Regions from separate parts of the Homo sapiens genome. Here regions 2 and 3 are each linked to region 1. Evidence: read pairs that join two places in POLR2A ChIA-PET (ENCODE). Cell type or tissue: OCI-LY7. All regions are shown on one strand. Each heading gives the region's core, and the rest is flanking DNA. Links, peaks and the distances in the headings are about the cores only.

Region 1 (8,135 bases), core at 1,381-6,380:
ACAGGCAGAGGGAGGGCAGAGAACTCTCCTGCACCTGCTTCCTCTTTATTGTCGTTAACTCAACAGCCCTTCATATTTTGGGGCAGCCTATTTTGGTCTCCTACACTGGCGCCAAGCTAAGAGTTGTGGAGATACCAAATGGCCCTGACTTGGTCGTCTTTTGGTAGAGATAATTGCCTACTTGATGAAGGCTGTTATAGGGGATAGGACTCCTTCTGTTGTAAATGGCAGAAACTCAGTCAGCAAAACATTAAGAATTTATTGGCTTCTGCAATTAGGAAGGATGAGAGGTACTGTGGAATGCATGGCTTAGGACAGCCATCAGGACTCCCAGCTCTCAGCCTGCTTCCTTCTCCACTGTCTCCCCCCTCACTGAAGGCAGACTCTGTTGGTCCCCATGAGCACATTTGGTGGAGTCATTGGCCACCCCAAACTCATAGCCTTCTAGTACCATCACAGCAGAGAAAAAAGGCAGTCTTCCTTACCTGTTCCAGCAGAACCCACCCTCCCACCATCCACCTCTGGAGGAGATTGTTAGGGTCCTAGTCCATCCTAGTCCATCTCTGAATGAACTACTGTAGCCTTGGAGCTGGGGTTCTCTCTTTGGGCAGGATTGAGTGGTACCTTGGAGGTTAGGAGAAAAGGTGGAGAAGATTGTTCTCATAACTGCAGGAGAAAATGTTTTCGTTATCCAAACCCACAAATACGCTCAGTATAATCACACCCAAAGTATTGGACATAGGAGATACTTATGGCTGGAGTTCAAAAACACAGAGTAAGGTGTAAGTAAGGGAAAACTTTACAGAGAGGCTAGAACTCAAGGCAGACTTGCAGTTTTGGGAAAGAGTCATTGAGGCACTGGAAAAGTAGAATATTTTAAAGATGGGTCTTATGAGATGGAGAGTTTTGGAGAATGGAGACCTAGTCTTACATAGTATTTATAGTTATGGGGATCTGGTCTCCTTGGCATACAGTAGGTGCTCAATAGTTCTTGTTGGACAAATGCTGATTAGCTACCACCATATAGCATTTTGACTACTGCTGCAGACTTTTAGCTCAGGAGTTGGCTTTTTTTTTTTTTTTTCAAAAGGCCAAATACTAAATATTTTTTGTAGGCCATATAGTCTCTGTCGGAACAACTAAACTCTGGTGGTGGTGTGTGGGACTAGCCAGAGATAATACATAAACAAATGAGTGTGCAGTGTTGCAATCGGACTCTACTTACAAAAACAGGCGGTGCAGCAGATTTGGCTTGCAGGCTGCAGTTTGCTGATACCTGTACTCACTCATGTCCTGGCTTTCATCCTTACCAACCTCCAAGCCCATTTCGTACATAGCAGCTAGAGCAATCTTTTTCAAGATGTACTCAGAGCATGTCACTACATTGCACTAAAAAGTGGCTGCCATATTTATTTTTGGTAAAAATGCTAACTCCTTAATGTATATCCAAGTCTCTGCCTGGCCTGGCCTCTGTCTACCTCCTGAACCTCATCTGGAGCTCCTTTTCCTCCTTAGTGACGTGCACCAGACACTGGATGTCTTCTGTACTTGGGAGTTCGACAGCCTGTCCTACTTCACACCATTGCACATACTGTCACCTCAGCCTGGAACATTGCTTCTTCCCTTGTTTCTTATCCTTCACTTCTCAGCTAAATAGAACTTCCTCATAGACCTCATCTGTAATCCCCCGGTCTAAACTGGGCAATGCTCCCTTGCCACTGTGTTCTATCTATACTATTTGTTTTTGTTCTTGTCTTCCTAGAACACTTATCACTATGTGTAGTTATTCATCCATTTGTTAGATTACTTCTTTGTTTTTCTTCCACTAGACTAGAAGCTCAGGGAAGGCAGGGACTATGTCTGTTTAGATCACTCTTAGGTACTTAAGGACCAGGTGTAACGTGGTCCTGGTATACTGCAAAAGTACAAGGTATACTATGGAGCTCTATAAATGTCTGAATGACTACAGAAATGTAAAAGTAGGATTGACAGTTTTGTTTCTTACCTTAATCTTACCTGACTTCAGATTCAAAATATGAGCTGTTTATATGACAAAATCAGAGTCCATTCAGGCTGTCCAGGACTTCTCATGATCATGCTAGCTGATCATCTCTCTCAGCAATTTGGATGTTTGTTTGTTTGTTTGTTTTGTTTTGAGACGGAGTCTGGCTCTGTTGCCCAGGCTGGAGTGCAGTGGCACAATCTTGGCTCACTGCAAGCTCTGCCTGCCGGGTTCAAGCGATTCTCCTGCCTCAGCCTCCCGAGGAGCAGGGACTGCAGGCGCCCGCCATCACACCCGGCTAATTTTTCTATTTTCAGTAGAGATGGGGTTTCACCTTGTTAGCCAGGATGGTCTTGATCTCCTGACCTCATGATCCGCCCATCTCAGTCTCCCAAAGTGCTGGGATTACAGGCGTGAGCCACTGCACCTGGCAGCAATTTGGATTTTTTTTTCCAAAATTATGACATATGTGAGCTGTAGGAGTTAAAAAATAAAAACAAAATAATAAAATTATGATAGATTTCAAAATGTACAGAAAAAGAGCTGTGTGCCTACCACTCCGATGCTATTTCTGTTTGTTTCAGATGACTTCTATATTGTAAACATTTTAATTTTTAAAATGTTATACATTTATACATTTTTTCAGTAAAAAGCAATTTTATGTTCTCCTTGGGCTTTGTTTCCTGAAGCGGCAATTATTTCTGGGAAGATCCCAGTTGAGAAAGTCTCTTTTCAGCACTCATATCCTGGGCCAGTGCGTGTCTTCTTCCATTCTTAGTATAATACTTCATTATTTATCTTCTTTCCACTTCTCCCCCAAATATGAAGCTAACAAAGCACAGTTACCTAATTTTGGATAGTTTTCAATGTTATTGTAAGGGACAGGCTAGTTGCTAAAAACCTAAGCTAAGGAAATAAACTGAAATCAAACATAAAATTTAACCGAGTTTTCTTACACAAGGCAAGGTAGAAAAAACGTTGCTGTCTTTCACAGACTCATAAAAGCAAACAGTGATTCTTCAGGAAACAGACTGTTTCCTTCTTTAATATGAATGATAACATTCATTTGTCTTTCTCCCATGGTTTTTATTTTTTACTTTATTTTTATTTTTTTGAGATGGAGTCTTGCTCTGTTGCCCAGGCTGAAGTGCAATGGCATGATCTCGGCTCACTGCAACCTCTGCCTCCTGGGTCCAAGCAATTCTCCTGCCTCAGCCTCCCAAGTAGCTGGGATTGCAGGCTCCCACCACCACACCCAGCTACTTTTTGTATTTTTAGTAGAGACGGGGTTTCACTATGTTGGCCAGGCTGGTCTCAAACTCCCAACCTCAGGTGATCCGCCTGCCTCAGCCTCCAAAAGTGCTGGGATTACAGGCATGAGCCACCATGCCTGGCCCCATGCTTATCTATCATTTTCTTTGTAGTTTCCACCAGCAGCCTCCTTACCCCCATGGGATTTATATCTTTTACGGTTTTTGATGCTGAGCTTCCTGGTGTGTGTCTGGATAAAGCACTCACATTGGCACCTGCTCCTTCATTAGCCCTGAGTGTGTGAAGACAAAAAGACTGAGATCCACAGGAGGGTTACTGTGAAGCTCCCAATGTAACTGTAGGAGGTGATTTTCAGATATTAAATCCTTAAAACTCACAAAGCTTGCCTGAGCCACAAGAGGTCAATAGTTAATATTCTTTTCATTTTAACAGATGGCAGAGTAAACCACAGAGCAGCTGTGACTCTCACTACCAGGAGCTGCCAAAAGAGATTTTTGAATAGCCCTAGGCTGTCTTGGTCCTGAGGTTTCTGCCTGTGAATGAGGCACCTTAGATAAATCCTCTACTGTGTGTTGGGGAGAAAGCCCTCTCATCTGAGGAAATCTTAACAGAGGACTTTGGTATAACACAGTGGCATGTAGCTGGGTTTAAATCTCACAGGTATAAGTTATGAGCTGCATGACTCTGGGCAAGTTACTTAACCTCTCTGTGCTTTATTTTCTTGCCTGCATAATAGAATTATTATTAGGTTGGTATAAAAGTAATTGCATTTTTTACCATTAAAAGTAATATTGCATCACCTCATTCAATTGTTATAAGAATAAAATGAGAGAACACATGTAAAATGCTTCAGACAGCATCTGGCATATTGTAAGTCCTTGATAAGTGTTAGTATAACTTGAAACCCCGTGCAAAAGTAAAGCGCTGTGTTGGCAGCCCTCCCTGCTGTCCGCCAACTAATTGTGTCCCTGAAATATTTTCATAGAACCCCTAAGACTTTATAGAGCACCATGTGACAATACTAGACTTGCTAGTTTTCCTCTGGGCTTTTCAGATTCCTTGGTCTATTGGGGACTAGCACACTTGTCCTTCCACATTGAATTTTAAGATGAATTAAGCAGCTGCCCCATGGTTCTCAGGAGTCACCAGTAGTGGCTCCAGAACAGAACCAAGCCTTCCTAACAGCCCTGGAATGTCAACACCCCAGGGCTGTTAGGAAGCATCCCTTCCTTCCTGGATGGAGTAAGGTGGACAAGCCAAGGGTTCTGGCCTACCCACTGTTGGTCAGCTCCTGAAGAGAGAGCTTCTTGTCTCCTGGAGCATCCCCTTTGAGTCTCTTGAGGTTCACTAGAGGTGGGGACCCACAGCTGGCTCTTCTCTGGCTTGCAGCCCTGGTACTAGGAGAGAACTTCACATCCCGGAAGACAATGAGACTGTTTGCAAAATCATTGTTAGGATATCAGATGCCCAAGATTTTCTTCCAGATGTTCTTGGAGGCTGTTTTAAGAACTCATCCACTACCTCTTACCACCCCCACCTGGTTTTTTTCTCCTCACTCTTCATGCAAGTCCGATACCCTTTGCTGCATATCCTGTGGCAAGTTGACAGCACCATCTAACTTCTTGCTTCTCTCTCCTGGTTTACTGTCTGTTTTTGACAATCGGGCTTCAATCACAGGTGGCCTTGGAGGAGACTGTCCATCATGACCACACCACTGGCCCTGCAATTCTCCACAACACTGGGCTGTTTCATTTCTATCCAATTGGCCAAGTTCATCTTTGTCTTCTCAAAGTTTTTTCCTGCCACACTGCTGCTCCTTCCTTAATTGTCTAACCTTAAGTCACCTTGAGTATTGACATCCTGAATGTACCCTGTAAGGAAGCCAAGGTGTCCATGTATTTGTGAAATCTGATTTGCATGAGTGGACACAATGGGAATGCCAGACCTGCTGTGTTTCCTGGGAAATTCTTTTAAGCTTGTTTGACAGATTAAGCTATTTCCAATGAAGAAATCCACCTGCCCACTCCAACATTGGTCTGATGGTTGAGAGCAGGTCCTAAGAGTTTTGAAATTTAATCATCTTTCTTTCTTATATGGTTTGTGGAGAAGAAAACATTTATAGAAATATTTGCCAGCTCTTTTTGGTACCTGAATCCATATATCTGAATGATATGTTTTTTTCTGGCACAATAAAGGGTAGAGAACATAGGTCTGGGTTGAAGTATGGGGTAATTGTCTAAAAATCAAGGTAGAGTCCCCAGCTTTACCTCATATTCAACAAGTGACTTTATCCCAGTCACTTTCCTTCTCTGGACTTAGTTTCATCATTCAGCAAATGGTCCTTCAGGGGTATTGTAAGGACAGATGTGATGGTGTACTTAGCTTAGTACTTGGCCTTCAGCAGGCAGTCAACAAATGTCAGTTTCTCAGTGGGTTCCACATTTATTCAGAGAGAGATTGAATACGATGCTCATTAAGTAGGACATCTAGTTTCATTTGGAGGTAAATTTATTTTTTAATTTTGAGAAAAAAATCCCAATGTATAAAGAATAATCACTTTTTTCCCCATCAAATAGAATTAACATTATTGTCTTGAGCATTGACACCCCAATATCAATTCTACCTAGAATGATTTGTCTAAGGCAATTATACTGACCTCAATTCCCTTGCTAGTATTTGGAGAATAAGTGTATTTGGTTTAGGAATTGAGTGAGTGACCCAGTCCTCTCTTGGGACTTTTAGAAATGTTTCCTAACCCCTGAGAAAGAAACATAAGAAGGCATTTACCCTTTCTGCCTATGTGATACCTAGAACTGTGGCAGCCACCTCATGGCTATGACGGGCTTCAGCATGGGGTCAAAGTCACCACACTGAGGATGGCAGAACAGAGGGATAGGACAAACTTCTTTCCTTGATGTCTCTGCCAAGCCGTGACATTAATCAACCCTGAAAATAGCTCTACTTTTAAATTTCTTATTAAATTATTGTTTAAGCAATTTGAGTCAGTTTTCCTATTGTTTGCAGCCAAAAGCATCCACTTGACATAATAATTACTAACATTTACTCTATCTGTTCCCACACCAAATTACACATTGTGTTAATTATCATTGCTTAATAGAAAGTCCTGATACCTGGTAGGGCAATCCCTGTATTTTACTCTTCTTTTAAAGAAATGCCATGATTATTCTTAGTTCTTTGCTCCTTTATACAAATTTAAGAGATTCATCTTCTATATTTACACATACAAACGAACATACACCCTTTTAAAAGTTAATAATAACTACTAAAACATTAACAACAGCCTTGTCAGGATAATTTGGAGAAGAACTGATATCTTTATAATACAACATAATATGTCACGTTCACAGTATATACTCGTTATTTAGGTCTTGAATGTTTTATAAAAATTCTTTTTATTAATGTTTTATACTTTATAAGTATCTGTTGCTATTATAAAGGGGATTCGTACAGTATTACCTTTTCTAACAGTTGCTCACATATAGGAGCAGAGTTGATGTCAGTTGATGTCAGTTTTGAGGTATTGACTTATACCTCAAAACCTTTTGAATTCTTATTTGTGTTGATCATTTCTGCTTAGATATTTTTCATTTTTTACATAAACAATGTGTTCTTTGGAAAATTTACAGGAAAGTTGCAAAATTAAAATGGTATACAGTATACTTACATAGTGTTATATAATAAAGAATTTGGCTGGATTTGTCCCTGGTTTCTGGGAGGTAACCTCTAAATCCTTAGATTGTCTTGAGTAATGGGAGTGTCTTAGTTACTCATGGTGGGTCCCTGGCACCTGCCTGAGTTCAGGCTTAAGGAGAAGAATCAGGGTGGGGCTGGCTATGGCAGAAAAACCATTTGTGATTAGATGGTTGAGATTTAAGTCAGGTGATATCAGCCTGATCTTTAGGAATAGGAGACAGGCTGGAGATTGCGTTAAAGGATATGGCCAATGATTGAATCAATTATGCCTATGTAATGAGACCCCTGTAAGAAGTCGGGACATTGAGGTTCAGGAGAGCCTCCCTGATTGGTAATTGATTGGTAATCATACATGGATGTACCAGGAGGGTGATGTGTCCTGAGGACATGGAAGCTTCTCATTTGGTGCCTTCTTAGACCTGATCCTATGCATTTTTTTTTTTCATTTGGCTGGTCCCAAAACCTGTAATTGAAAGTAAAGTCATCCCTTGGTATTCTTGGGGGATTGGTTCCAGGACCCCAGCAGATATTAAAAACCAACACATGTTCAAGTCTTGTATATAAAATGGAATAGTATTTGCATGTAACCTATGTACATTTTCCTGTGGAGTTTAAATCATCTCTAGATTACTTATAATGCCAATTACAATGTAAATACTAGTTACACTGCATTTTAAAATTTGTATTATTACATAGCATTTTCCTGGGTTCTGGAGTTGTTCCAGCAAGTTATCAAACCTGAAGGCATAGTGGGATCTCCTGAGTTAATATCTAATTGGTCAGAATTGTGGCTGGCCTGGAAACCCCAGAGCTTGTAGCTGGTCTCTGAAGTGAGGGCAGTCTTGGAGAGGACTGTGTCCTTAGCCTGTGAAATCTGACTCAACTCTGGATAGTTAGGGCCCGAATTGCATTGCAGTACCCTTTACTCTGATTCATCTGTCATTAACATCTAACCCTGCATGCTTTATCATTTGTTGTATTCCTTTATTTCTCCTTTTTTACCTCTCCCTAAATACTTCAGCGGTATTTTTGAAGAATACGGATATTCTCTTACAGAACCACAGTACAGTTATCAACATCAGTAAATTTAACATTGATGTTGTACTTTACAATTCATAGTCTAGTTTTATCACTTGACCCAAGATCT
Region 2 (8,135 bases), core at 2,572-7,571, 63 kb before region 1:
CATTTTGTTTTATTCACTTATTGTTATATATTGGACCACTTTCTTCTTTAATCTATGTAGATACATGTCAAATTGCTGTGTAATATTTCACATTATGAGTACTCACAGTATTTCTTGTCTATTGAGGGGCATTTAGGTTGTTTCAATGTTTCCTTTTTATAAACAGTGCTGCAGTGAACATCCTAGCACATGCATACCTCCCTAACCATTCATGCAAGTGTTTCTGTAGTTAGGATGGTGACCAAAAAGTAAAAATTGCTGGTTAAAAGAAATGTGCACCTTTAAATTTAATAGCTTGTAGAAAAATGTTCTCAGAAAAGGCTGTGCCAATTTATTTTTCCACCCACAGAGTATCTGCTTTCCCATATTCTCCCTACACTTGATATGACTGTTTGTTTAACTTTTTCAATCTTATGAGAAGAAAATGTCATCTTGTTCTTTTCTTTTTTCTTTCTTTCTATTTTATTTTTTTTTTGAGACAGAGCCTCACTCTGTAGCCCAAGTTGGAGTGCAGTGGTGCGATCTCCGCTCACTGCAACCTCTGCCTCCTGGGCTCAAGTGATTCTCGTGCCTTAGCCTTCTGAGTAGCTGGGACTACAGGCACATGCCACCATGCCTGGCTAATTTTTTGTATTTTAGTAGAGATGGGGTTTCACCACGTTGCCCTGGTTGGTCTTGAACTCCTAAGCTCAGGTGATCCACCTGCCTCGGCCTCCCAAAGTGCTGGGGTTGCAGGCATGAGCCACCTTGCCCGGCCCATCTTGTTCTTTTCTTATCCTGATTAACAGAGAGTTTGAGTTCCTTTCTATATGTTTATTAGCCAGGAAACAGGCATCATTTAATTCTGTGAAGGAGACAATGTAGCATCACTCTCAAAAATTCAGAAGAGGCCAGGCGCGGTGGCTCATGCCTATAATTACAGCACCTTGGGAGGCCGAGGCAGGCGGATCACGAGGTCAGGAGATCAAGACCATCCTGTCTAACATGGTGAAACCCCGTCTCTACTAAAAAAAAAAAAATACAAAAAAATTAGGTGGACGTGGTGGCGGGCGCCCGTAGTCCTAGCTACTCGAGAGGCTGAGGCAGGAGAATGGCGTGAACCTGGGAGGCGGAGCTTGCAGTGAGCCGAGATTGTGCCACTGCACTCCAGCCTGGGCGACGAGTGAGACTCCGTCTCAAAACAAACAAACAAAAAAAAGCTCAGAGTTGGAGGAAACAGACAAGAGTGAATGGAAGGGGATAGGTTTTGAAGTAAGACTGTAACTTAGGATGAAATGCGAGGGGGCCCTGATATTAAGACGCTTTGGCCTGCACTAACTCATACAGTGGGAAAACAGAAAATCTGGATTAGGAGTTGATAATTTAAGGGAAATGGGGTGCCAAAGATCCAAACCCTCTTTGTCTATGGGATGGGGTAAGGGTGGGGGACTATTTTCTGACAAAGAAAGAGATGACAGTGACTAGAAAGGTGATGGAAAGTAGGGAGAACATTCTAACACCATCATCCTTTATTCCATTTAAATCTTGGACTATTTTACATTGAATTACAAGGGAATAAGAGGTCATGTGATGTTTACCTTCCATAAGCTTCTTTATAGTTTTCATTTCTCTCCTCCTTGACCAAATCCCAGAAGAGAGAACACTTGCTGCTCTGGTGAAGAGGAGCTTGGTGTAAGAAGGCCAGTCAGTCTCTATGGAACATTTAGTCATTAGGGATGAAAAGCAGGGTTTATTGCGCACGTGTTATGTTCTAGGTCTGTGTCAAGCCATCTTCCTGGGCCACTTCATTTAATCCCTCGTTAGCAGATGCTCATATTTTTGTTTTATCAAAATCTCCCAAGGCCACACAGCTCTCAGGTGTCAGGTCTGGGATGTCTAGCTCTGATTCTACACTCTTTAGGTATCATTTTATTTTATCTGGTTCTCTAATCTGAAATTAAAAGTCATATTCTTTTAACTACTATTCATTTATTTTAAATTACACAAACATTACACGCATGCTTTTTTGTTAGGGGTACATGAAAACAGATAGAAATAAAATTCTTTCACTCCCTACTTCCTCTCTTCCCACTGTTTTTTTGGTAATGAAACATTCATAGTGATAATTGTGGTTAACATCCACCGAGGATTTACCTATGCATTAGGTACTGTGCTCAGCGTTTTTGCATTAATTTTCTTATTTGAATCTCACAACAACCTCCTAGGCAGCTACAGATATTATCCTCATTTTATAGGTAAAGAAATGGAGGGTCAGAGACTTTATTAGGGAAGCTAACACCTACCATTGTAGGTCTGCCTTGTTTTAACACCATGCACGTTGCATGTATTATCTCTTTTGATTGTCCCCACATTCCTAAGAAATGGGTACCATTATCTCCTCACCTCCATTTTAGAGCCCTTGAAGATTAAAAACTTGTCCGGTAAATGGCCGACCTGGATTTAACCACGTCTTTTCAACTCCAGATCACTCTAACACCGTGCCACTCTGCTTCCTCCTGGTCTCCCCTCTGGTGCCTCTTACAGAATAAGACTACATCTTCATTCACATGAAAACCCTTCCAACCCACTTCAGAGGGCCTACAGGCTTCTGTGGGTTTTTCTTTCTCTGGCTAACAATCCACAATTCCCTCTCCATTTTTTCATGTAATTTTCGATGGCAAAGCTTCTGTGGTTGTGGGCTGATTTAAATCCTTAAAGAGGGTCTTGTCAATCATTGTTCTCTAAAATTAGCATGACCCAGGGTAGCAATTTCTTGCCTCCACTTTATGGCTGCCTAGAATGGAGCTCAGAGATGTAGAGTGACTTGTCTTAAGATCACACAGCTGGCCAGGCACAGTGGCTCAAGCCTGTAATCCCAGCACTTTGGGAGGCCAGGCACAGTGGCTCAAGCCTGTAATCCCAGCACTTTGGGAGGCCGAGGTGGGCGGATCACGAAATCAGGAGATCGAGACCATCCTGGCTAACACAGTGAAACCCCGTCTCTACTAAAAAATACAAAAAATTAGCCAGGCGTGGTGGCGGGCACCTGTAGTCCCAGCTACTTGGGAGGCTGAGGCAGGAGAATGGTGTGAACCCAGGAGGCGGAGCTTGCAGTGAGCCGAGATCGCGCCACTGTACTCCAGCCTGGGGGAAATAACGAGACTCCGTCTCAAAAAAAAAAAAAAAAAAAAAAAAAAAGATCACACAGCTGAACAGCGGGAGAGCTAGGAGTCATACCCAGCTTTTAGAGATTTTAAACTGTGTCTGAGGACTCCTGGATGGGGGATATCTGTAGATGAGCTTCTTGCAGGAAGGGCATGACCCTCCTGAAATGATATGCATAATTGTATGTATGTGTGCACACACATTTTTCTGGGGCAAAGTCCAGGACTTTCATTCAATTCTCTAAATATTCTACAAAACCCCAAATGGCTAGGAGCTATAATTCAGTAACAAGTACAAGCACAAACAGATAAAACAACAGTAACAACTCACATGAAAATATGACATAGGTCCCACTCCCCCCAAATCTATTAGAGTGATACAAACTCATACCTCAAGATACCTAGGAACTCTGATCATACTTTTCGCCTATGGGATTAATTTTATTTCTTTATTTCTTTTTTTTTTTTTGAGACAGAGTCTCACCTCTGTCACCCAGGCTGGAGTGCAGTGGCATGGTCTCGGCTCACTGCAAGCTTTGCCTCCTGGGTTCAAGCGATTTTCCTGCCTCAGCCTCCTGAGTAACTGGGACTACAGGCACCCACCACCACACCTGGCTAATTTTTTTTTTTTTTTGTATTTTTAGTAGAGACGGGGTTTCACCATATTGGCCAGGCTGGTCTCAAACTCCTGACCTTGTGATCCACCTGCCTTGGCCTCCCAAAGTGCTGGGATTACAGGTGTGAGCCTCTGCACCCAGCTGGGATTAATTTTATTTCTTGCTTGGTAGCAGGAATGTGTGAAATGGCCCCCAGTTTCTCCCAAAAGGCCTCCTCTCTACTGGGTAGGGACTCCAAAGCCAGGGCATAAAAAGCTACATAACTATGCCATTTCCTAAATAAAATCAGGTGGGCTGGGATTAAGTTCCCTACTGATTGTATCTCAGGCTCATGTTCACTGCCTCTATAACATCCCAAATCCCTATCCTTTCTTTCTAGTCCTTTCTTCTCATAGCCTGTTGGGTGGCATTAGGTGGGAGTTGAAAGAGTTGAGTCAGGGAGTGCAAAGGCTCCTGATTATATCCTACCTCTGCCATTTTGTGAGATTTTTGTTTTTCTTGTAGAATCTCAGGTGAGTTATTTGTTCTATCCTTTTCTGAATCTCAGTTTCCTCAAAATGTAAAATGGGGATAACGGTAGTACTTATTGTATAGGGCTGTTAAGTGAGAAAATGCATGAGAAAAATGCCTAGTACATAATTACTGGCTTGTAAATAATAGTCATTAGGAAGAACTTCTATTTTTTTCTTTTCTTTACATCTCTGCTGCTATTCCAGATCACAAACCTTCATTTTCAGGCAGTCCAGCAGGGTAACAAGAGGCCACTTCTGCCAGCTCCCAAATAACTGGCTGTTCCTGATCAGTATATAGATACTTTCCAGTTTTATGATTTTTTTAAACTACTAATCACACTAGGGAAACAGCTGAGGAGTGACAAAATCACAAACCCAGAGAAGTTACAAAAGCTTTTACAATCTCATAGTAGTAATTCTCAGTATTAGAATAAATCTGAGATTCTGAAAGCTTTTCACTGACCTCTGTTTAGATGGCTATGTAGAACTCTCAATTATTGGTTTTATTCCTGTGGGTGAATATCTTTAATTTTCAACTGCCTCTCAGTTGTTTTGTTCTCATGTTGCTCAATCTATTGAGGCTCCACTCTATAATTTAGGCTTGAGAATCAAGTTACAGCTGAAAAAGAGCTGTGGTCCAGTTTGCCATTCTAATGCTTCCAGGTTTGTGTTATTTATTTTACAAAGCAACTCTGTGTACATGTCTTCTAGTTCAATGCTCTCCTCCAATTTTTAGGTGGCTGGTCTGCAGATATCAACCAAAGAAGCCCTACTTAGTGTGGCAAATTCTAATCTCCACTCTCTGGATGCCAGATATAGGGCTCAGAGATGTAGAATGATTTATCCAAGGTCACACAGCTAGACAGAGGGAGAACTGGGACTCACATCCGCATTTCAGGGATTTTAAACTTGTGTCTATGAACTTCCAGGGGATGTAGGGGGGAAGTCTTGTCTGTAGAATGCTGGGAAACTAAGAAGATAGGAAATTGAGACCCAGAGAAGGCCAGGGAATTGAGAGAAGGCTTGTAGTGAGTTAGGAAGAGAGCTAAGGCAAGAGGCCAGTGGTCCTGACCCCGTGCAGAGTTGGTCTTTGTTCCCAGATGGGCAGCCACTGTTTCTCAACAGAGCTTTCTTGAAGGCAGGTTCCTTATTTACATATGAGGTTTCACTTTTCTTGTGCCCCAAATGAATCATTATACCTGTAATCAGCAGGAAGTCAAAAACTGTAGCACAAATTCAAGTTGAATGCACTGAAAAACACACGAGGACTTTGCTGTCAATATTCAAATTGGGAAAAATGAAGATTGCTCTGACAATAACAACATTTTTCTTTCCTTGCGATACTTAACAGTAGTTATTTCTTGGTCCCAGGGACAAGAATATGGGGGAGTGGGTTAGGGATGAGTTTAGAAACATTTTTTTCTATTACTGTATCTTTTTATTTTGCAAAGCCAGTTGAAGCTTCAAGGTCCAAAACAAGCTGGCCTTTCCATGGAGTTAAGGCATGCTCAGAGGGATATGTGGTTGCACATGGAATTTTAAATCTGTACCTTGTAACTCTGGCATTTGGTTTAGATATATGACAGTAGGTAATATATTTGGTTGCACTTTATGTGGCATAGGACATGTAAAAATGAGTAAGTCATGGCCTTCTTCTTTAAAGGGATCACACTTTAGTGGGATGGACAGGCTTGTGCATAACAAACCATCCTTTAGTGAGCTCTGCTTTGAGATAGAGGTAAGAAAAGGCACACTGGGGCCCAAAGATGGAAGAGGTGAAAATGAAAATGAGGACCAGGGTCAGGGCTGATTTTACTCATTGACCTTTGAATTGGTTCTTCAAGGAGAAAATGCTATTAAGGAGGGAAGAGCCAACAGGATGGAAGAACAGCATGAGCAAAGACGGAGAAATGTAATACAAGCATGATGTCTTTGGTGATTATTTAACAGTCTGGTTTAATCCAAAAATAGAGATAGGAAGCTGGTAATGGTCTAGGTTCTTAAGGGGCTTGTATGATCGACTAAAGAATTTATATTTTATTTCAGAGTCATGAGGAATTGTTCATTTTTTTAATTTTTTTTAGTATTTATTGATCATTCTTGGGTGTTTCTCGGAGAGGGGGATTTGGCAGGGTCATAGGACAATAGTGGAGAGAAGGTCAGCAGATAAACATGTGAACAAAGGTCTCTGGTTTTCCTAGGCAGAGGACCCTGCGGCCTTCCGCAGTGTTTGTGTCCCTGGGTACTTGAGATTAGGGAGTGGTGATGACTCTTAACGAGCATGCTGCCTTCAAGCATCTGTTTAACAAAGCACATCTTGCACCGCCCTTAATCCATTTAACCCTGAGTTGACACAGCACATGTTTCAGAGAGCAGGGGCTTGGGGGTAAGGTTATAGATTAACAGCATCCCAAGGCAGAAGAATTTTTCTTAGTAAAGAACAAAATGGAGTCTCCTATGTCTACTTCTTTCTACACAGACACAGTAACAATCTGATCTCTCTTTCTTTTCCCCACATTTCCCCCTTTTCTGTTCAACAAAACCGCCATCGTCATCATGGCCCCTTCTCAATGAGCTGTTGGGTACACCTCCCAGACGGGGCGGCTGCCGGGCGGGGGTGCCCCCTACCTCCCAGATGGGGCAGCCGGGTGGAGACTCTCCTCACTTCCCAGACGGGGCGGCTGCCGGGCGGAGGGGCTCCTCACTTCTCATACGGGGCAGCCGGGCAGAGGCGCTCCTCACCTCCCAGATGGGGTGGTGGCCGGGTAGAGATGCTCCTCACCTCCCAGACGGGGCGGCCGGGCAGAGGCGCTCCTCACATCCCAGACGGGGCGGCGGGGCAGAGGCACTCCCTACATCCCAGATGATGGGCGGCCAGGCAGAGATGCTCCTCACTTCCTAGACGGGGCGGCGGCCGGGAAGAGGCGCTCCTCACTTCCCAGGCTGGGCGGCCGGGCAGAGGGGCTCCTCACATCCCAGACGATGGGCGGCCAGGCAGAGACGCTCCTCACTTCCTAGATGGGGTGGCGGCCGGGCAGAGGCTGCAATCTCAGCACTTTGGGAGGCCAAGGCAGGCGGCTGGGAGGTGGAGGTTGTAGCAAGCCGAGATCACGCCACTACACTCCAGCCTGGGCGACATTGAGCACTGTGTAAGTGAGACTCCGTCTGCAATCCCGGCACCTCGGGAGGCCGAGGCGGGCAGATCACTCGAGGTCAGGAGCTGGAGACCAGCCCGGCCAACAGGGCGAAACCCCGTCTCCACCAAAAAATACAAAAACCAGTCAGGCCTGGCGGCACGCGCCTGCAATCCCAGGCACTCAGCAGGCTGAGGCAGGAGAATCAGGCAGGGAGGTTGCAGTGAGCCGAGATCGCGGCAGTACAGTCCAGCCTCGGCAACAGAGGGAGACCGTGGAAAGCGGGAGACGGAGACGACGGAGAGGCAGAGGGAGAGGGTTCATGTTTTTTGAGTAGGGAATGGCATTTTCAGTTGTTTTAGGAAAAATTGCTGTGGCAAGGGTGTGGAAGATGTATTAGATGGGAGTAAGGCTGGAGTCTCCTGCAATACTTCAGGTGAAGCATGAGTGTCTAGATTAGAATGATAGCAGCAACAACAATAGAGAGGGGACGGAGTAACAGCCATTTAGCAATTAGGAGTCAGAAGACTTGGTGGCCTAAATGGAGAATGAAGGACGGCTAATTCTCTGCAGTTGGGAGAATGGGTCAATGTGTGGGTTAACTGGTAAAGCAGCTCCATGAGGAAGAGTTAAGTTTGTGTGTGAGATCTTGAGTTTGAAATGCCTCAGAAGTGTCTAACAGGCAGTTGAAAGTGTGGGTCTGGGCTGACTCATGGATGCTTGGGTGGG
Region 3 (8,135 bases), core at 225-5,224, 56 kb before region 1:
TTTAAAGAGGAGTGAGCACTCGTCCTTAGGTAGGAGTCTCTTCTGGCTCCCAAATTAGAGCTCATTGCCCTACATTGCACTATTTTAATAAAGTAAAGATAAAATTGAGCCCTGTCAGAACCTGACAATTTTCTGAGCCTTTCGCTGATCAAGGGCATGGAAAAGTTGTAGGAGGAATTGCCATTCTCAGTGCAAGTTCAGCAGAAGGAACAGAGAAAGGCAGAGGAATGAAGGAAACCACATTTGTACTCACCAATGCCATTGTTAGGAAGAAAGAAATTGGATGCACTTGATTTCAAAGTCAACATCTTTCATGAGGTATTAACAGATTTGTTTTATCTCTCATGCCCAGTGCTGTTCACAGACTTGAATCAGTTGGTAGCCCGGCTGGGGGATAAAGGAAAAAGACAAAATTGGATTCTTATTATTTTTTCTCACAATAGCATTCTAGTCTACCAACTGTACAATTTTTTATTAATAACATTGGAATTGAATCCATGTAATTCTAGCATCTAACAGCTCACCTTCAGAAATGTCAACCAAATAAGATCAAAGAGAATTGCCAAGCTTTAAAAGAGGTATGTCCATGTAAGACAAACAAAGAGTGAAAAAGAAATAAGGGGTGAGCTGTTGAAATAGAACACAAAGCCAGCCCCGAGATAGGTCCTCATTGATGGCTAACAAACTGAGCTGGGTGGCCCCTCTGTAGGCCAAAACATCTCTCTGATGCAGAGCCAGGGAGGGGTTTCTAGGCACTGGAGAGGTCTCTGATTTCACAGCGGGTAGAATAAAAGAGTAAACCTCAGTGTGTTCTGCAGTGTGGTCTCTCTCTCTGTTTTCTGCCCTATAAACAAGTCAATAAATAAAGGTACAAACGCCCTTTGGTAAGATCTACCATCTGTAACTGGGGGCTGTTGAACCCTGTGATACTCAGCAGTATATTAGAGAGGAAAAGAAGTGGAACCTGGAATCAGATGTCATTGCCCTACCATTCACTAGCTCTCATTATTAGCTATGCAGCCTTGGGCAAGATATGGACCCCTCAGAGCTTTCATTTCCTCCTCTTTCAATAAGTCTGCCCAAGTTTACTTAGCTCATAGACTCATATTAAAGCTCCAATGAGATAATGTATGTGAAAGTGCTTTGTGCACTTTCAGATGCTTACATTGTACTCACAATAATAATCATCGATAATAATGATTATTAGAATCTCTTTTCCAAAAACTGTACCCATCCAGGTGGTACAGGACTGGGGTTTCATTTCCTTTTTTTTTTTTTTTTTTTCCAGACGGAGTCTCGCTCTCTTACCCAGGCTGGAGGGCAAGGGCGCCATCTCGGCTCACTGCAACCTCTGCCTCCCATGTTCAAGCGATTCTCCTACCTCAACCTCCTGAGTAGCTGGGATTACAGGCACCCGCCATCATGCCTGGCTAATTTTTTTTTCTTTTTTTTTTTGTACTTTTGTAGAGACGGGGTTTCACCATGTGGGCCAGGCTGGTTTTGAACTTTTGACCTCAGGTGATCTGCCCACCTCGGCCTCCCAAACTGCTGGGATTACAGGCGTGAGCCACTCTTCCCATTGTATTCACTCTCCAGCACTCATCTTGCCACATTTTCCAAAGTCCATAGAGCCCAGAGGATAGGAGTTTGGGCTTTGAAGTTAAATGATCCTGGCTCCAAGATTTGCTCTGTCCCTTCCTACTATGCAACTTGAGCAAGTTGCCTGACCTCTCCAGGCCACAAGTTTCCCACTGTGAGATGAGGGCAGTAATGGGAACTACTGACGAGCATTTTCTGAGAATTAACTAAGAACATGAGAAGTACTTCACATTGTACTTGGCATGCAGTAAGTGCTCAGTATATGGTAGCCATTTATTATTATTGTTGTTGTTATCAATAATTCTGAGTGTTTTAGGTCAAATGCAGATCTTCCCACCTCCCTCAATCAAGATTAGTTAATTTATTTATTTCTGTTTTTGAGATGGGGTCTCGTTCTGCAGCTCAGGCTGGAGTGCAGTGGTGTGATCATGGCTCACTGCAGCCTTTATCTCTTGGGCTCAAGCGATCCTCCTGCCGCAGCCTCCTGAGTAGCTGGGACTACAGTCATGCACCACCATGCCCAGCTAATTTTTTTTTATTTTGTAGAGATGGTGTCTCCCTATGTTGCCCAGGCTGGTCTTGAACTCCTGCGTTCAAGAGATCTGGCCGCCTCGGCCTCCCAAAGCGCTGGATTACAAGCATGAGCTACCGTGCCTGGTCTCATTGAAGATTTATTGATCAGCTAATGTGGGCAAAGCCCAGTGCTAGACATTGCCCTCCAGAGGAGAGTCCAGTGATGAAGGATTAGGAATGAGGTCTTATCTGTGCTTTACTGAGACCCTCAGCTATTGGCACATGAGAACAGAAGCCTAAGGAGGTGACTCTAGGCTCTCACAGGGTTGATGAGATTTTGTTGCTAGGGTGTCTCAAGGTTGATGAGATTTTGTTGCTAGTGGAAGGTTGAGGCCAAGGTTCAGAACCAAGGTGCCTCTTGAACAATGGTGTTCTAGAATCCCTGGTTTCCTTCTATCTACCTAATCTGCGTGAAATGTGACAGTATCTCACCATTTCTTTCTCTTTCTGAACCACATTGGGTGCCAACAGAACTTGCTCTCTGTTCTCTTTCAAAATTACCAACATGGACCCCACCCAATTCTTCCCTTGGAACTAAGGAACGCCTGACTGATGTATGTAATGCTCTGTTGATTTATTCATTTCAGTGTATATATTCATTTAAGTGTATAAAAACATGTAAAGTCCTTTAGAATTTGAAGCAAGCATGCGAATTCAATAAATGTGTGCTTCCACTTTCAAAAGGAGTTTTGAAATTCCGGATTTGTATTAGTGCTGCTGGGAAAGGTCAGAAAATATGAATTCTGAGTAGAGGTCAGCAAAATACGTAGTCCCTTCCTTTGTTATTTACTGTAAAATCTTGCGCAAATGAACTTTTCTCTCTAGATTTCAGCTTCCCTCTTGACAAATTAAAAAAAAAAAAGAAATTGGAGGAGACAATTTCAAATCCCTCCCAACTCTTAAACATTCAGATTGTGATTTTTGGATTCTTTTGCTCTTTTGGATTTTTTAAGACCATATCGCCCATGATCCACAGGGGGCAGCGTAAGCCCGAGGCTACCCATGAAAGAAAAGAAACTGTTCTCTGAAGGCTTGCACTTGTCACTTCTAAAATTCTAGGATTGCGTTGAAGTTGTATCTTTGAGTTGACTTATTTCAGAACTAATTTTGTTTTAAACATAGGACAGATGAGTCCCAGCATCTATGAATTCAATGATGAGTCAACATATGTGATATCTGTTTTAAAATGCACCCACTGAGAAGACAGAGTGCTCTTCTTTTCCGTTGATTTCTGGCTCGAAGCTCACTCATTCGAGAATTTGTGTTTTCAAGTAGGATTATAATATGCTTTTTTTCTTTTCTGTCAGATTCGTTAAGAACATTTTTTTTTGAGTCATTCAGAGTTGGGTTCAAATTTCCTTTGTTTGTGTCACCTTGGGCAATCAATGTAACTTCTTTCAGCCTCAGTTTACCATCTGTAAAATGGGTTTATGAACATTAAATGTGATAATTTGGCCAGGCATGGTAGCTCACACTTGTAATCTCAGCACTTTGGGAGAACGACTTGGGAGGATCACTTGAGCCCAGGAGTTTGAGACCAGCCTGGTCAACATAGCAAAACTCCATCTCTACCAAAACAAAACAAAACAAAACAAACAAACAAACAAAAAAAACCACACACACTAGCTAGGTGTGGTGGCACACACTTGTAGTCCCAGCTATTTGGGAAGCAGAGGTGAGGTGGGAGGATACCGTGAGCCAGAGCCTGGGAGGTTGAGGCTGCAGTGAGCCCTGATTGCACACTGCACTTAAGCCTAGGCGACAGAACAAGACCCTGTCTCTAGGTTTTTAAAAAATTATAATTTATACAAAGTGCTTATAACTGTGCCTGGCACATAGTAAGAGCTCAATAAATGTATTCAAAGAGGAAGTCTCTGCTAATTTTAAAGCAAGTTTCTATGAATAGGATGGGAACGGGGATGATATTAAAAGTGGATTCTTAAAAGATCTTCTTGTCTAAAATTGTAATGCCATTTCAGAACTGCACATAGCACAGTTCTAATTAAGTGACAAAGCAGGTTCTGGTGTACCACGGTAAGCATAGCCATGTTGAAAAGGAAGTCTATTATTACCCTAACTTCTGAAGGCTCTTACAATTAAATTAATTCCTTGATACCATGGGGGTTGTTTTTGCACCAGTAGACCAATAGGGATCTGCAAACTTTTTCCGTAAAGGGCCAGAAAGGGCCGGGCACGGTGGCTCACACCTATAATCCCACCACTTTAGGAGGCCAAGGTGGGTGGATCACAGCTCCTCAAGGTCAGGAGTTTGAGACCAGCCTGGCCAACATGATGAAACCATATTTCTACCAAAAATACAAAAATTAGCTGGGCCTGTAATCCCAGCCACTCAGGAGACTGAGGCAGGAGAATCGCTTGAACCTGGGAGGTGGAGGTTGCAGTGAGCCAAGATCGCACCACTGCACTCCAGTCTGGGAGACAGAGTGAGACTCTGTCTCAAACAAAACAAAACAAAACAAAACAAAACAAAACAAAACAACACTCTCACCCATGAACAGATAAAGAGATTATCACTGTTACAGTTTGGACTATATCCTTTCACTTTTCAGCTTTTTTTGGGGGGGGGTTGGGGGGCGAGATCTCACTCTGTTGCCCAAGCTGTAGTGCAGTGAACCAGTCATAGCTCACTGCAGCCTAGAATGCCTGGCTAATTTGTTACAAAAATTTTTTGTAGAGAGAGCATCTTGATATGTTTCCCAGGCTGGTCTCAAAGTTGTGGCCCCAAACGACCCTTCCACCTTGGCCTCCCAAAGTGCTAGAATTACAGGCATGAGTCACCACCCTTGCCCAGTCTTTTTAATTTTCCTCATAACAATAGATTATTGTTTTTCACAAAAACTTTCAATTTTTTCTTTTCAAAATCATTCTATATTCTTTTAAACTCACTTTAAATTTCATTAGTTTCATTCAAGAAATCTTTACCACAAAGCTGCTATATACCATTCATATATTCGATAGAACAATGTGAAATGGCTGATATTTAAACCATTTTCTTTTCTTTTCTTTTCTTTTCTTTTTTTGAGACAGAGTCTTACTCGGTTGCCCAGGCTGGAGTGCAGTGGCACGATCTCAGCTCACTGCAACCTTCACCTCCCAGGCTCAAGCCATTCTCTTGCCTCAACCTCCGGAGTAGCTGGGATTACAGGCACCCACCACCACGCCTGGCTAATTTTTGCATTTTTAGTAGAGACAGGGTTTAACCATGTTGGCCAGGCTGGTCTTGAACTGACCTCAGGTGATCCATCCGCCTCGGCCTCCCAAAGTGCTGGGATTACAGGCGTGAGTCACTGCATTCAGCCCTTAAACCGTTTTCTTTAATGCTTGTTTTCAAATAATTTTCGTCTCACGAGAACTTGCAAAAATAGTGCAGTGAGGTTCTCCTATATATTCCTCCAGTGTCCCCCAATGATCACATCTTACCTAACTATAGAACATTGTCCAATCCAGGAAACTGACACTGGCACAATGTAATTAACTAGTATATTAACCCTCGCAGGCCTTTGTTGGGTTTTATATGTACTTACTGTTAAAAATTCTTTGGACTTAAAAAACAAGCAGTATATATCTATTGTGCAGCTTTCCATGTCAGTACTTTTAGATCTGGAGGGTGTCCTTTTTTGGCTGTGGGTTACTGGGTTTCTAACACCTGTCTTCAAAGTTTCACATAGAAGGTCGCTTTGACGCTGCTTCAGGGAAATGATAAACACCCCAAGAGTTTGCTCTTGCCTCAAGCATCGTGGAGTTTCCAGTGATGAACACATGATACAAATAATATTTTACCATTGAAAAGTCACATTTGAGAAAATTTAGAAATTAGACAAAATTAAAATGGTACTAGGAAGAATAATTTTAATTGTCTTGATATTTCTACTTGAAAGCAGGTGTATTTAGTCTTTATGTTTCTTTTTAGTTTTCTTTGGGGAATAAGTATGCAAATATTTAAGAATACATAATTGTATTTCTGTATGTATTTTTAAGTATTTGCATACTCATTCCCTATACTAAGCGTAGTTTTATATCCTTTTAAAAGAATACTGTGTAATGATAATTTTTCTCAGTAAAATTCTTTGAAAAAAGATATCCAGAATTAGAAAGGTTAAAAAGGATATAGGAGATCAGTTGGTGAAATATTAATATTTTCAGATGAAGAAACTATGGCTCAGAGAAGGAAAGTATCTTAGCCAAGGTCGCATAGCCAGGAAAGTTGACATAAATACTTAGTGATGGCAGAGAGTCCCAGGATGCCACAGTGAGGAAGGCTGAGGGGCAAGCCCTTGGCAATACTCCAAGATCTAAGGTTAAGTGTTACAGGAATTTCATTTTACCAGAGTGCCCATGCCTACCAAGAACTCAAGAGACCAAAATACAAGCTAGAAAGCCAATTTACTAACTTACAGTAAGAATTCTAGCTGCCAAGAGATCTAACCTGTAATCCTCCTGTAAATGTATTCTCATCCTATAGAAACATCTAATATTAACCAGAAGGTTTGGTGAATCCATGGACCCAGGAAAAGTGGAGTTAATGTTAAGATTGTTTTGTTAATGTTTAAATTTTAATTAATTTAAGATACATCATACACACTCATGGAAAAAGTACAAAGCATGCAAAAAATGTTAACATGAAAAGTCAATCTTCCTTTCATATCTTGTGCCTGTCCCAGAACAACTGTTCTTTTGGAAGGTCTTAGGAACCACTGTCTCTGTATTAGTTTCTTGTTGCTGCTGTAACAAATGACCTCAAACTTACTGGCTTAACACACAAATTTATTATCTCAGAGTTGTGAAGGGTAGAAGCTCTAAAATCAAGGTGTTGGCAGGGCTATATTCATACTGGATTTGTTAGGGGATAATTTGTTTCTTTGCTTTTTCTAGCTCCTAGAGGCATTCCTTGGCTTGTGACTCCTTCCTTCATCCTCAAAGTCAGCAGCATAGCATCTTCAAATATCTCTCTCTCTCTGTGATCTCTTCTTCCTTTATCACACATCCTCTGACTTCTTCTCTAACTTTCTTGCCACCTCCTCATAAGGACCCTTGTAATTACATGAGACCCACCAGATAACCCAGGATAATCTTCTCATCACAAGATCCTTAGCTTAATGACATTGCAAAATATCTTTTGCCATGGAAGAGAACATATTCACAGTTTCTGAAGATTAGGACATGGACATATTTGGGTGTCATTATTTTGCTGACCACAGTCTCCAAACTACATTTGAGAGATGAATGACTCCTTCTTCTCTAGACCAGACTAATAATGTGTTCTGATGAAAAATAATGTATTCTTGTTATTAAGATGCTTATTTATATTTGTTTACCAATTTGTTCAGTACATTATGAAATATATCCTTCTGGAAAATGTTTAAAAGATAAGGTATAAATAAATGTAAATAGAAGTTGTCATTTTCCCCACAGCCAGTGGATTGCCTGCTACACTCATGGTGAGTACCGAGCCCTCTTTAGAGACCACTGTCCTAAACTATCCTTTTTCTACATTCAGTGCAAATCACTGTCCTGAACATTCCTTTCTTCTGTCAGTAGGACATGCTATTTATATGGTACAAGGCACTTGAACTCCAGCATAATGAGGTTGTTAACAGTATAGGTATTTATGTCAGTCAAACAGTTCAAATCCCAGCTCCACAACTACCACCTGTCCAACCTCCATCACATTGCTCAACCCCATGGGCCTCATTTTTTTCACTGGCAATATGGCATAATGTCTGTCTCATAGGGTTGCTTGTGAGGATTAAATATTCAGTGTGAGGCTGGGTGCAGTGGTTCATGCCTGTTATCCCAGCACTTTGGAGGCTGAGGCGTGCGTATCACTTGAGGCCAGGAGTTTGAGACTGGTCTGGGCAACATAGCAAGACCCTGTCTCTACTAAAAATACAAAAAATTGGTGGTGCATACCTGTAATCCCAGCTACTTGGGAGGCTGAGGCA

Evidence for each region. Peaks named below come from ENCODE experiments on the same cell type or tissue, not always from the same donor. Only the 100,000 strongest peaks of a DNase experiment are listed, where the experiment ranks them.
Region 2: POLR2A ChIA-PET joins it to region 1 with 12 read pairs; 3 of 35 experiments call an interaction of 5 or more read pairs at or near these places.
Region 3: POLR2A ChIA-PET joins it to region 1 with 26 read pairs; 3 of 35 experiments call an interaction of 5 or more read pairs at or near these places.

The regions. Positions count from the first base shown.
Region 1 is chr5:156,875,416-156,883,550 of GRCh38, reverse strand. No RefSeq gene overlaps it. Among named protein-coding and RNA genes, the nearest start is that of PPP1R2B, 29 kb to the right of the region's middle. In OCI-LY7, for the core only: a CTCF peak has its summit at 3,677 (motif pointing right); a DNase peak (open chromatin) is centred at 3,750; H3K4me3 peaks cover 687 bases; H3K27ac peaks cover 4,172 bases.
Region 2 is chr5:156,939,538-156,947,672 of GRCh38, reverse strand. All of the region lies in intron 5 of TIMD4 (T cell immunoglobulin and mucin domain containing 4), which reads left to right. Among named protein-coding and RNA genes, the nearest start is that of TIMD4, 20 kb to the left of the region's middle. In OCI-LY7, for the core only: no CTCF peak of the experiment used is centred there; a DNase peak (open chromatin) is centred at 5,442; H3K4me3 peaks cover 1,348 bases; H3K27ac peaks cover 1,946 bases.
Region 3 is chr5:156,930,082-156,938,216 of GRCh38, reverse strand. The region is part of intron 5 of TIMD4 (T cell immunoglobulin and mucin domain containing 4); the gene reads left to right. Among named protein-coding and RNA genes, the nearest start is that of TIMD4, 29 kb to the left of the region's middle. In OCI-LY7, for the core only: CTCF peaks have their summits at 1,206, 1,405, 2,942 and 3,148; DNase peaks (open chromatin) are centred at 1,046, 3,166, 4,260 and 4,825; H3K4me3 peaks cover 1,735 bases; H3K27ac peaks cover 5,000 bases.